Linked DNA regions of Homo sapiens: region 2 is linked to region 1. A link is a contact called in ENCODE Hi-C or POLR2A ChIA-PET data. All regions are on one chromosome and are shown on one strand. Each heading gives the region's core, a stretch centred on a gene start or an enhancer-like site at or near the end of the contact. The rest is flanking DNA. Distances are from core to core; before and after follow the strand shown.

Region 1 (5,275 bases), core at 1,945-4,444:
AGTTCAAGGCTGCAGTGAGCTGTGATCACACCACTGCACTCCAGCCTGGGTGAACAGCAAGACCCCATCTCTAAAAAAAGAAAAAAACAAAATTTATCTTAGCTTTTGCGATTCTCCTGCCTCAGCCTCCCAAGTAGCTGGGATTACAGGCGTGCGCCACCACACCCAGCTAATTTTGTATTTTTAACAGAGACGGGGTTTCTCCACGTTGGTCAGGCTGGTTTCAAACTCCCAACCTCAGGTGATCTGCCCGCCTCGGCCTCCCCAAGTCCTGGGATTACAGATGTGAGCCACTGTGCCCAACCTGACAGAGCATTTTTAGACTTGACCCTCAACCCAAGGTCCACACAGGCCCTGGCCCAAGTCCATGCAGCTACTTCACAGCAGAGCTGGGCCTGGACATCAGAGCATGTTGCTTCCTGGCTGAGCATCTGTCTGTAGGATCAAGGGCAGTGTGAAAAGGGGACTCAGACCTCCACAGGAGGAAGACGGTGCTGCCCGAGAGCCAGGGAGAGCTCAGACCAAGGATGGCTGACAAGGCTTCAGCTGACTTGATAATAACTAGCCCATGTGCAACAGCCCCAGCTGGCTGGGCACAGCTGTGCACGCCTGTAGTGCTAGCACTTTAGGAGGCTGAGGTGGAAGGATCGCTTGAGCCAGGAGTTCAAGGTTGCACTGTTATGATCACGCCACTAAACTCCAATACTCCAGCCCGGGTGACAGAGTTTGTCTCAAACAAACAAACAAACAGCCCAAGCTACGCAACAACCAAAGGAGTTCCCTGGAAACAGTCAAAGCAACTCGACACTGGAGGGGCTCAGGAGGGCTGAGGCCACCCACACAGGCTGCTGTGAAGCTGTGAGAGGAAGCTCAGCTCACCAGGCCTCTGGTTTCATAAAACACAACCGGAGCGACCCCGTCTTGAAGTGCGTAGTGAGGCACTCGCAAGGTACCGGGAAGGTTCACACTTATGAGCTGCCCACCAAGGACACAGAGCATCTATGGGTCTGGGGGAGGTCTTCCGGGCAGCCCGCAGAACCCGTGCCCGCTGTACTGAGAGGGCCGGTGAGCAGGCTGGGCTTGAAGGGTGGTCGGATGGCACCACCCGGCTGGCCTCCAGTGAGTGTCTGCACGTTCCAGGTTTACTCGCAACCCTGGCCGTTTCTCACAGACGGAGGCGCTAAGGAAGAGCAGGCACCCTCTGCCTGCTCCCCGAGGACGCCCTGCTCTGTCAGGGAGGCCCGCTGTGTAAGGAAGCGGCTTGGTGGCTGCTCTCACTGTGATCCGCGGCTCACCTCGAGTTCTCTCCTCTCTTGGGGTCTGCATCAGGACCCTCTTTTTCCAGCAGCAAAGCAACACAGGAGGGAGGCTGGACGCGCTGACCAGAACTCTCCTCGCCCTCGTCTGAGCACAGGCTGACAGACACCGACCCTCTAGCCTGAGGCCAAAGCCACAGCGTGACAGGGAAGGAGGAAAGCGCGGGACTCGTGGGCCTCCTAAAGCCACAGCGTGACAGGGAAGGAGGAAAGCGCGGGACTCGTGGGCCTCCATGCAGGGAAAAACGCTCCAGGACGCTAGGGGAGACCAGCACTGACTGCTGAGGCGGCAGCGTTTCCTTTTGGGGTGATTAGAACGTTCTGGAATTAGACAATGGTGACGACTGCACAATCTGTGAATATACTAAAACACACTGAAATGTACACTTAAAACGGGTGAACTTTTTTTTTTTTTTTGAGATGGAGTCTCGCGCAGTTGCCCAGGCTGGAGTGCAGTGGCACGATCTCAGCTCACTGCAAGCTCCGCCTCCTGGGTTCATGCCATTCTCACGTCCAGCCTAAAACAGGTGAACTTTATGATACGTGAACTGTCACAACAAGGATGTTATTTCAAAAAAAAGAGGAAAAATATTGCCAGGCGCAGTGGCTCACGCCTGTAATCCCAGCACTTTGGGAGGCAGGGCAGGCAGACCACGAGGTCAGGAGTTTGAGACCAGCCTGATTAACATGGTGAAACCCCGTCTCCACTAAAAATACAAAAACTAGCTGGGCCTGGTGGCACACATCTGTAATCCCAGCTACTCGGGAGGCTGAGGCAGGAGAATGGCTTGAACCCAGGAGGCGGAGGTTTCAGTAAGCCGAGATGGCGCCACTGCACTCCAGCCTGAGTAAAAAGAGTGAGACTCTGTCTTCAAAAAAAAAAAAAGAAAGAAAGAAAAGTGGCTGGCCGGGCACGGTGGCTCACACCTGTGATCCCAGCACTTTGGGAGCCCAAGGCGGGTGGATCATGAGGTCAGGAGATCGAGACCATCCTGGCTAACATGGTGAAACCCCATCTCTGCTAAAAATACAAAAAATTAGCTGGGCGTGGCGGCGGGCGCCTGTAGTCCCAGCTACTCGGGAGGCTGAGGCAGGGGAATCACTTGAACCCTGAAGGCGGAGCTTGCAGTGAGCAGAGATCGCGCCACTGCACTCCAGCCTGGGCCACAGAGCGAGACTCCGTCTCAAAAAAAAAAAAAAGGAAAGAAAAGAAAACAAAAAAGAAAAGTGCGTCCGAGGAGTGGGAGCTGCATGCTGTGCAGAACTCCACAGGCCCAGAGAGCCTCCAAGTGAGTTTCAGTCACTCCCTCCCAGGGCCTTCTTTCCTCCCCTGGGGTTTCCACACTAGCTGATGAATTACCTACAAGGTTATCACTATTTGCACAATGTGACCATCTGTTATCTTCACGTCCCTGGAGTCTGAGATACCAGGAAGGACGTGGAGCCGGGCAATCACTTCTGTGATTCCAATGCAAAAGCCGCCCCTTCTTTTCTCCAGGAAGCCCCACTTGTAACTGCCGCGCATACATTCTGGGCACTTGAATCTGTGTCTCCAGAGCTGCAGCCCGCAAACGAGGCCCAAATACACTCCCATTACGCTAACTTCACCTCAGGTCCTTCCCTCAGGGGGACACAGTGGGCGGGGACTGCACGCAGCAAGCCTGGATCTTGGCCAGGGCCTGCCGGACATGCATGGTCCCAGGAAGCACTCAGGAAATAAAAGCAGGGCTACCCCCAGGAGAAGGCATGTACACGAACACGGAGCGACACCCGGCGGCGGTCGGTGCCCGGGACCCCAGGCGATGAAAGGCACAGCTCTTGGCGTCTCCTGGCCCGCCCTCGGTGGTGGGGCTGCCCCAAGCTCTGTGAGTGATGAGCAGCATCCTTGGGCTTCCCCCACCCCGGTGGTGACAACCGCAAAGGTCTCTAGACGCCACCAGGTGTCCCCTGGGGGCAGAGCCACCTCCACCCCTGAGAACTGCTGTTTGAACCTTCCAGGGCCAGGAATTCATTCTTTCAGCCTACAGGCAGGAAGAAGAGGGCTCAGTACAATTCGGGACCAGAAGGGCTCAATGCAGGGATCCTCCAGGTAAAAGGCTCTGCCAGTGCCACAGCATTCTCGCAGTCCTTCCCCTGGAGGACTCCTCTGGGGCCCCTGCTGTACCTTAGACCCCACCACACAGCCTGAGGCTGAGGCCCAAAGCTTATCAAAGTTACCACTAGCCTGGGGCAACACAGCAAGGCCCCACCAAAAAATACAAAATTTAGCCAGGCGTGGTGGCTCATGCCTGTAATCCCAGCTACTCAGGAGGCTGAAGGAAGAGAATCCTTTCAGCCTGGGAGGCGGAGAATGCAGTCAGCAGATATCGAGCCACTGCACTCCAGCCTGGGTGACAAAGCAAGACCCTATCCCAAAAATAATGAGAGAAACAACACTCTAAAGGACAGGTTCTGGGAGACTCTTGGAGGGGGACAGGTTCCAGGAGACTCCTGGAGGGGGACAGGTCCCGGGAGACACACGTTCCGGGAGACTCCTGGAGGGAGTGGGCCCTTCCCCCATGCCTTGCCCTGAGGATCCATTTCTCAGTATTCATGGGCATCCCACAGATCGTCCTTTATCATTAACCAAAGGACCTAAGTGTTTCTCGGGAGTTCTGTGAGCCACTGAGGCAATGTAATCAAGCCGAGGTAAGGGTGACGGGAACCTGGATTTACAGCCGACCGGTCACTCAGAAGCACAGGTCACAACGTGAGGCCTCTAACTGGCATGGAAAGTGGGGGAGTCTTGGGGACTGAGCCCTTACCCCGTGGGATCTGAGCCTGTGTCGAGGTAGACATGCTGGAAGTGAGTTGAATCGGGGCTGCCCAGTAGGAAACACAGAACTGATGAATCCCCGGGTACCCGTATCTGGTTCCGCAACTCCTCTGTGTTGACTGCGGAGAGCACAGGAGGAACCGTGTTGGGTCCTTCCTACACCTCACACTGCTGGAAGATAAAAACAGCTCCAAGCAGTCCGTGCCCAGTGAGGCATGCAAAATGCATCAGGTCCAGAGAGACAAGAGCAAGGATTTCAGTCACGCCTCCCAACCACACCAGGGGCAAGCGTGGAAAGGCATCTATCTGTTCCTGCATCCTGGTCTCGGACACTATCTTCCTGTTCCTGGAATCTGTAACACCAAGAGTGATTTGCAGCCATCAATGGCCAATATTACTTGAACAAAAATTCTTTTTTCCTTTATCTAATTTTGTCTGTTTGTTTGAGACAGAGTCTCACTCTGTCGACCAGTCTGGAGTGTAATGGCATGATCTCAGCTCACTGCAGCCTCCCCCTCTCGGGTTCAAGCAATTCTCCGGATTATAGGCAACCGCCACCACGCCCAGCTAATTTTTGTATTTTTGGTAAATACGGGGTTTCGTCATGTTGGCCAAGCTGGTCTCGAACTCCTGACCGCAGGTGATCTGCCCGCCTTGGCCTCCCAAAGTGCCGGGATTACAGGCATGAGCCACCGTGCCTGGGCAACCGTGTGTTTTTTTTAATTAAACTTTTTATTTTAAGATAATTGTAGATTCACACTGTCGAGCTAAAGGAAAGGAACTGGAGCAAAATTAATATAAGTGGAGCATTTATTTGGGCCACATTTGAGGACTGCAACCTGGGAGCACAGGCTCGAATTACCCCAAATATACACTCTGATGAGCAGCAGATAACAAGCAGATTTTTAAAGGAAAAAAAGAGCTGGGCGTGGTGGCTCACACCTGTAATCCCAGCTACTCGGGAGGCTGAGGCAGGAGAATCACTTGAACCCAGGAGGCGGAGGCTGCAGTGAGCCGAGATTGGGCCACTGCACTCCAGCCTGGGAGACAGAGCGAGTCCGTCTCAAAAAAAACTCTCCTCAGAGGCTAGGCTGGAGTGTCCCTGTATCATCTGCAGAGTTTCTGGACAATTCCCCGCCCCAGT
Region 2 (5,275 bases), core at 1,044-3,543, 280 kb before region 1:
GTCGCCAGGCTGGAGTGCAATGGCCCAATCTTGGCTCACAGCAACCCCTGCCTCCTGGGTTCAAGCAATTTTCCTGCCTCAGCCTCCTGAGTAGCTGGTATTACAGGTGCACGCCACCATGCCCGGCTAATTTTTTTGTATTTTTAGTAGAGACAGGGTTTCACCGTGTTAACAAGGATGGTCTTGATCTCCTAACCTCGTAATCCGCCCACCTCAGCCTCCCAAAGTGCTGGGATGACAGGGGTGAGCCCCCATGCCAGGTTTGCATTAGAGTCTTACAGGACCGCCGTGCACATGGTCTGGGGGTGCTCAGCATGCCTCTGTGCGTGTGGCTGCCATTGCAGAGTTGCTGTTTTTTCTCACCTTGAACGGGCTCCTGTGTGTCCCGGCGCTGATCTTGTCTTTGTTGGAAACTCTGCTGTTTTGTTCATCCTGGCCCCTCTGCCTCGTGAGCCGCAGTCAGCTCTCTCTCTGTGGGGACAGGAGAGCTCGTGTGTGACCCCCATCCTGAGGGTGTCCCGTCAGCCCCTCCCTTGAGGTTAGGGGTATTTGGGAGCTTTGAGGGAGAGGCAGACACCACCATGCCTGCACCTGGTGCCCAGCTGTTTGCAGCGTGGAGCTGGCCGCTTTTTCCTGATTTGGGTTTTTCTAGAAGTCTGTTCCCAGGACACAGATGTGGAGGGCACGGCCCAGATGATCGCCTGCATGGGAGGGAGGGCTTGGGGGTGGCCGGGGTGCCGCGGGAGGAGCTCGCTTTGCACTGCTGCCTCTGTGGGTCCCCGTCCTACAATTGGTCCCCGCAGACCTGATATGTCTAGGACCCAGCGGTGGTCAGGAGGCGGCTTTTTACTGACCCGTGCCTCAGTTTTCCCATACATAAAATCAGGTTGGGAACCCTTATCCCGCCCCACTGTAGGCTGACGGGACTTGGAGCTGCGGTGCTGGGGCAGCCTGAGACTCTGACTTGTCCAGATGGCCCAGCATGCGTTGGTTTGAGGCTGAGGGTCCCACCTCAGAAGAGGCCCGGTCACTGCCAAGGGGTGCGTCCTGGCAGGCCCCCAGCCCTCTGCACAGGAGCCTCGCCTGTAACATGGGGGTGTGGCCCTCCAGATGCAGGCCGACCCTGTACCCACCTTGCATAGACACCCTTGGCCCTGTAGGGCTGTGGGAACATCACGGCGTTCTAGCGGGTGGTGCTGGGCCTGGTTCCGCCTACCATCCTCCGGTCCTCCTTTTCCTCAGCGCCAGAGCCGGAGCAGTTAATTCCCGCCTCATAAGGTTCACCCAGCTCACCCGTAGGTTTCGCGTTTTCATATCTCCACAGCTGTGCCACCACCAATGTGTCCAATTTTAGAACGTTCATCCCCACTAAAAGAAGCCTGTCCCCCTCAGCGGTCACTCCCCGTCCCCTTCTCCAGCCCCGCTGCCCACACACCCGCTGCCTGTGTCTGTGCACTGGCCTGACCTGGACATTTCATGGAAATGGGATTACACACTGTGTGGCGTTTTGTGTCTGGCGTCTCATGAGTGTGACATCCTCAAGGGGCATCCACACTGTGGTGTCAGAACCTTGCTCCGTTACACAGCTGGGTCATGTTCCTGTGTGTGGATGGTGGAGGGACCGCATTGCTTTTATTTTTTTATTTATTTTTATTTTTCATTTTATTTATTTATTTATTTATTTTGAAACTGAGTCTCGCTCTGTCTCCCAGGCTGGAGGGCAGTGGTGCGATCTCGGCTCACTGCAAGTTCCACCTCCCGGGTTCATGCCATTCTCCTGCCTCAGCCTCCCAAGTAGCTGGGACCACAGGCGCCCACCACCACGCCTGGCTAATTTTTTGTATGTTTTTTTAGTAGAGACGGGGTTTCACTGTGTTAGCCAGGATGGTCTCGATCTCCTGACCTTGTGATCCGCCCGCCTCGGCTTCCCAAAGTGCTGGGATTACAGGTGTGAGCCACTGCGCCCGGCACCATGTGTAGTTTTCAAACATGCATGGATGTGAATTTCATGTCTTCTGGGTCCACACCCAGGAGTGGAGTTACCGGGTCACAGGGTGGCTCTGTGACTCTTGGGGGAGCCCCTGGACTGTTTTCTGTAGAGCTGTCTCAGCTCAGGTTCCTGCCGCTGCCTGTGAGGTTCCGATTTCTCTGCGTACTCGCCCGCACCTGCGACTGTCTGTCTTCTTGACGGACGCCCTGGCTGGTGCGAAGTGGCATCTCACTGCGGTTTGCTTCCACATATTTTTAAACTCACTGAGTGCATGGCCCTGTGGGAGGAGGGGAGGCAGGAAGGCCACTAGAAGCCTGAGCTGTGCCCCCAGCTGGCGCGTGCAGAGGCCGGGCAGGTGGCGGCTGTGGTTGCAGCAGGATTAGTAGGAAGTGAAGAGGTCGCCTTCCCTGGCACCGCATGTGCCTCGAGTTCACCTGGAGGCCCTCGAGAGGGGCGGGTTTGGGGGCTTTGCGCGGGGCTTAGGGAGGGGCTTTCTTTAGCTGGGCGGCCCAGAGGGTGTTCCAGTCGCTTCTGCCTGCCCTGGTGACCCCTGGCTCTCCAGCCCCTCCCCATGTCCTTGCTGGCTGGGCTGGGTCTCCGTCGGGAAAGGTGGGGGCCGCTGGTGGGGTGGGGAGCTGGAGACTCTGACTACAGATCCCTGTGATCGAGGGGTGAAAGGTGGGGGTGACTGGTGGGGGGGGCAGCTGGGGACTGACTACAGATCCCTGTGATCGAGGGGTGAAAGGTGGGGGCGGCTGGTGGGGTGGGGAGTTGGGGACTCTGACTACAGATCCCTGTGATTGAGGGGTGAAAGGTGGGGGCAGCTGGTGGGGTGGGGAGTTGGGGACTCTGACTACAGATCCCTGTGATCGACGGGTGAAAGGTGGGGGCGGCTGGTTGGGGGGGGCAGCTGGGGACTGACTACAGATCCCTGTGATCGAGGGGTGAAAGGTGGGGGCGGCTGGTGGGGTGGGGAGTTGGGGACTCTGACTACAGATCGCTGTGATCGAGGGGTGAAAGGTGGGGGCCGCTGGTGGGGTGGGGAGCTGGGGACTCTGACTGCAGATCCCTGTGATCGAGGGGTGAAACGTGGGGGCCGCTGGTGGGGTGGGGAGCTGGGGACTCTGACTGCAGATCCCTGTGATCGAGGGGTGAAAGGTGGGGGCCGCTGGTGGGGTAGGGAGCTGGGGACTCTGACTGCAGATCCCTGTGATCGAGGGGTGAAAGGTGGGGGCCGCTGGTGGGGTGGGGAGTTGGGGACTCTGACTACAGATCCCTGTGATCGAGGGGTGAAAGGTGGGGGCCGCTGGTGGGGTGGGGAGCTGGGGACTCTGACTGCAGATCTCTGTGATTGAGGGGTGGGAGCTTCTGTCCTGGAGCCTCCGAGCCACCACATTGGCAGCTGGCCTGTCGGGGGGACACAGCATGGGAAGGCCAGATGCTCCTCCCTCCATCCCAGGGAACAGCCCAGCCTGAGCCTGGGCCATGTGCCTGCGTGTGAGGTAGGGGCACAGAGGGGCACGGGCTGGCCCCCGGTTGGCAGAAGTGGGGGATCTTGGGCTCAGCGGGGTCTGGGGGAGCGGGGGCTCCAGGTTGCAGAGGCCTGGGGGGAGTCTCAGGGGCCCAGAGGGGTCTGGGAGGGGACTCCAGGTTGCAAAGGCTGGTGGGGGCAGGGGGCTCTCAGGCCCAGTGGGGTCTGGGAGGGCCCCGGGTTGCTGTCATCACCAGTTGTCCGAGAGTGATCAGCCCAGTGTCCATGGTGCCCAGCGGGAGAGATCCTTGATTAAACATCCCACCAGTTTTCTGGTTCTGAAACCGAGAGTGTGAAAAATGCATCTAATGGCCAGGCATCGTGTCGCTATGACAGCGGCCAAGGGGCTGCATGTCCAGGTGTGGCTGGTCCTCCGGGGAAGGGGACAGGCTCCATCCAGCTGCTGTGCTGGTCCAGGCCCAGGGCCTTTGGTCTCCAGCACTGGGCGCCGCTGTTCTGGGAGCTGGAGCTCGTGGAGAGACGATCATTCCAGAGGGGGCCGCAGCAGAGGAGGAGGCTCCTGGGATGGCTGGGACCCAGGGTCGCCTGGCTTCCTCCTGGTTACCGGACCCTCCCCGACAGGGGGCTCCCTTTGCTGTGTCTGTGAGATGGGCAACACAGGGTGTCCCAGTGTCCCCAGGCTGCCATCCTCTCTCTCTGCGTGCCAGTCCCTGGGAATCTGAGCAGGGCCAGTGGCCGGGCCCCCTGACTGCTGTAGTCCAAGGGGAAGGGTCCCTCTCGCTTCACCCTGTCCTGGGTCTCCCCAGGTGAGTGGCATCAAGGCGCTGTACGAGTCGGAGCTGGCCGATGCCCGGAGAGTCCTGGATGAGACGGCTCGAGAGCGTGCCCGGCTGCAGATAGAGATTGGGAAGCTGAGGGCAGAGTTGGACGAGGTCAACAAGAGGTGAGTGGTCACGGCTGGGCACGACGTCACCCTGATCCTGGCACCACGGGGTGGACGGGGGCAGGTGGGCGCTGGGCTCGTGCGGGGCATGCTCTGATACGGGCACAGCCTGGAGCTCACAGCTCCCATCCTCTCTCCCCCACCAGTGGCTGCCACGTCACTTTTTCTGTTCTGAGGAAAGTGATAGATGCTCACATCGGACAGCAGGAAGCGCAGGGCAGCTTAAGCTCACAAGTAAAATCTCCCGCGAGCCTCCCCAGAGAGGGCTTCCTGGTCAGCCTGGCCTGTCTCCTTAGTGTGCACACGCGCTTGCACATGCTTACCTAGACCCCGGGCGGCACCCAGTGGACACCGTGAGACGCGTTTGACCTCAGGCCCCATCGTAGGCATTTCCCTGTGGTTGGATGTTCTTGGTGCCGGGGTTTTGTCCCAGCTGTTGGGACGCTCGGGTGTGTGGTGTGTGACCAGGGTGCTCATGGGTTGTTGGGCTGCCCCAGGGTTGGCTGCAAAGTCCTTCTGGGTGACAACTGTGTCCATCGGCAGAAACGATCTCCCCTCTCAGCCTGGCAGTGAGTCTTGCCTGATTCTGGGCGTGGGATGTGGTTGGGCGGCAATTTAAACAGAACGATGATGACAAAAGGAATATTTATTCAGAGGAGCCAGGAGGCCAATGAAACACTGAGCTCAAGGCTTTTCTTGATGTGAGGCTCCAGCTAGAGCGAGGTCTCTGGTGCCCTGCGTGTGGACACTGTCTTCCGTGGTCTCCGGCCACCGGCATTCAGGCACCTGCAGGTGCCTCGGATTTCCTCAGGCTGGGGTGGGTCAGGGTCTTCCCACACTGCTCATTCTC

Evidence for each region. A loop is a pair of places that touch in the nucleus more often than their neighbours do. ChIA-PET counts read pairs that join two places held with the same protein, here RNA polymerase II (POLR2A). Pooled maps may share reads with other maps.
Region 2: a loop to region 1 is called in a pooled map, with 2.2 times the contacts of the local background. The contact joins two enhancer-like sites. A Hi-C loop is called at or near these places in 1 of 168 maps with a recorded cell type or tissue (naive thymus-derived CD4-positive, alpha-beta T cell), 8 of 37 single-sample maps with no recorded cell type and 11 of 50 pooled maps. POLR2A ChIA-PET finds 5 or more read pairs at or near these places in 3 of 52 experiments (GM10248, activated T-cell and activated naive CD8-positive, alpha-beta T cell).

What each region holds. Positions count from the first base shown.
Region 1 is chr19:2,169,435-2,174,709 of GRCh38, reverse strand. All of the region lies in intron 1 of DOT1L (DOT1 like histone lysine methyltransferase), which reads right to left. Among named protein-coding and RNA genes, the nearest start is that of DOT1L, 8.1 kb to the right of the region's middle. RefSeq lists enhancers at 718-1,236, 2,475-3,069, 3,155-3,524, 3,070-3,664, 4,855-5,275 and 1 more. Within about 2 kb of position 3,194, at least 15 of the 41 ENCODE cell types and tissues checked have a DNase peak (open chromatin) inside an H3K27ac peak, as active enhancers do.
Region 2 is chr19:2,443,554-2,448,828 of GRCh38, reverse strand. LMNB2 (lamin B2) reads left to right here. Exons shown (of 12, transcript NM_032737.4): 2 at 4,289-4,425. Among named protein-coding and RNA genes, the nearest start is that of LMNB2, 11 kb to the left of the region's middle. Within about 2 kb of position 2,293, at least 2 of the 41 ENCODE cell types and tissues checked have a DNase peak (open chromatin) inside an H3K27ac peak, as active enhancers do.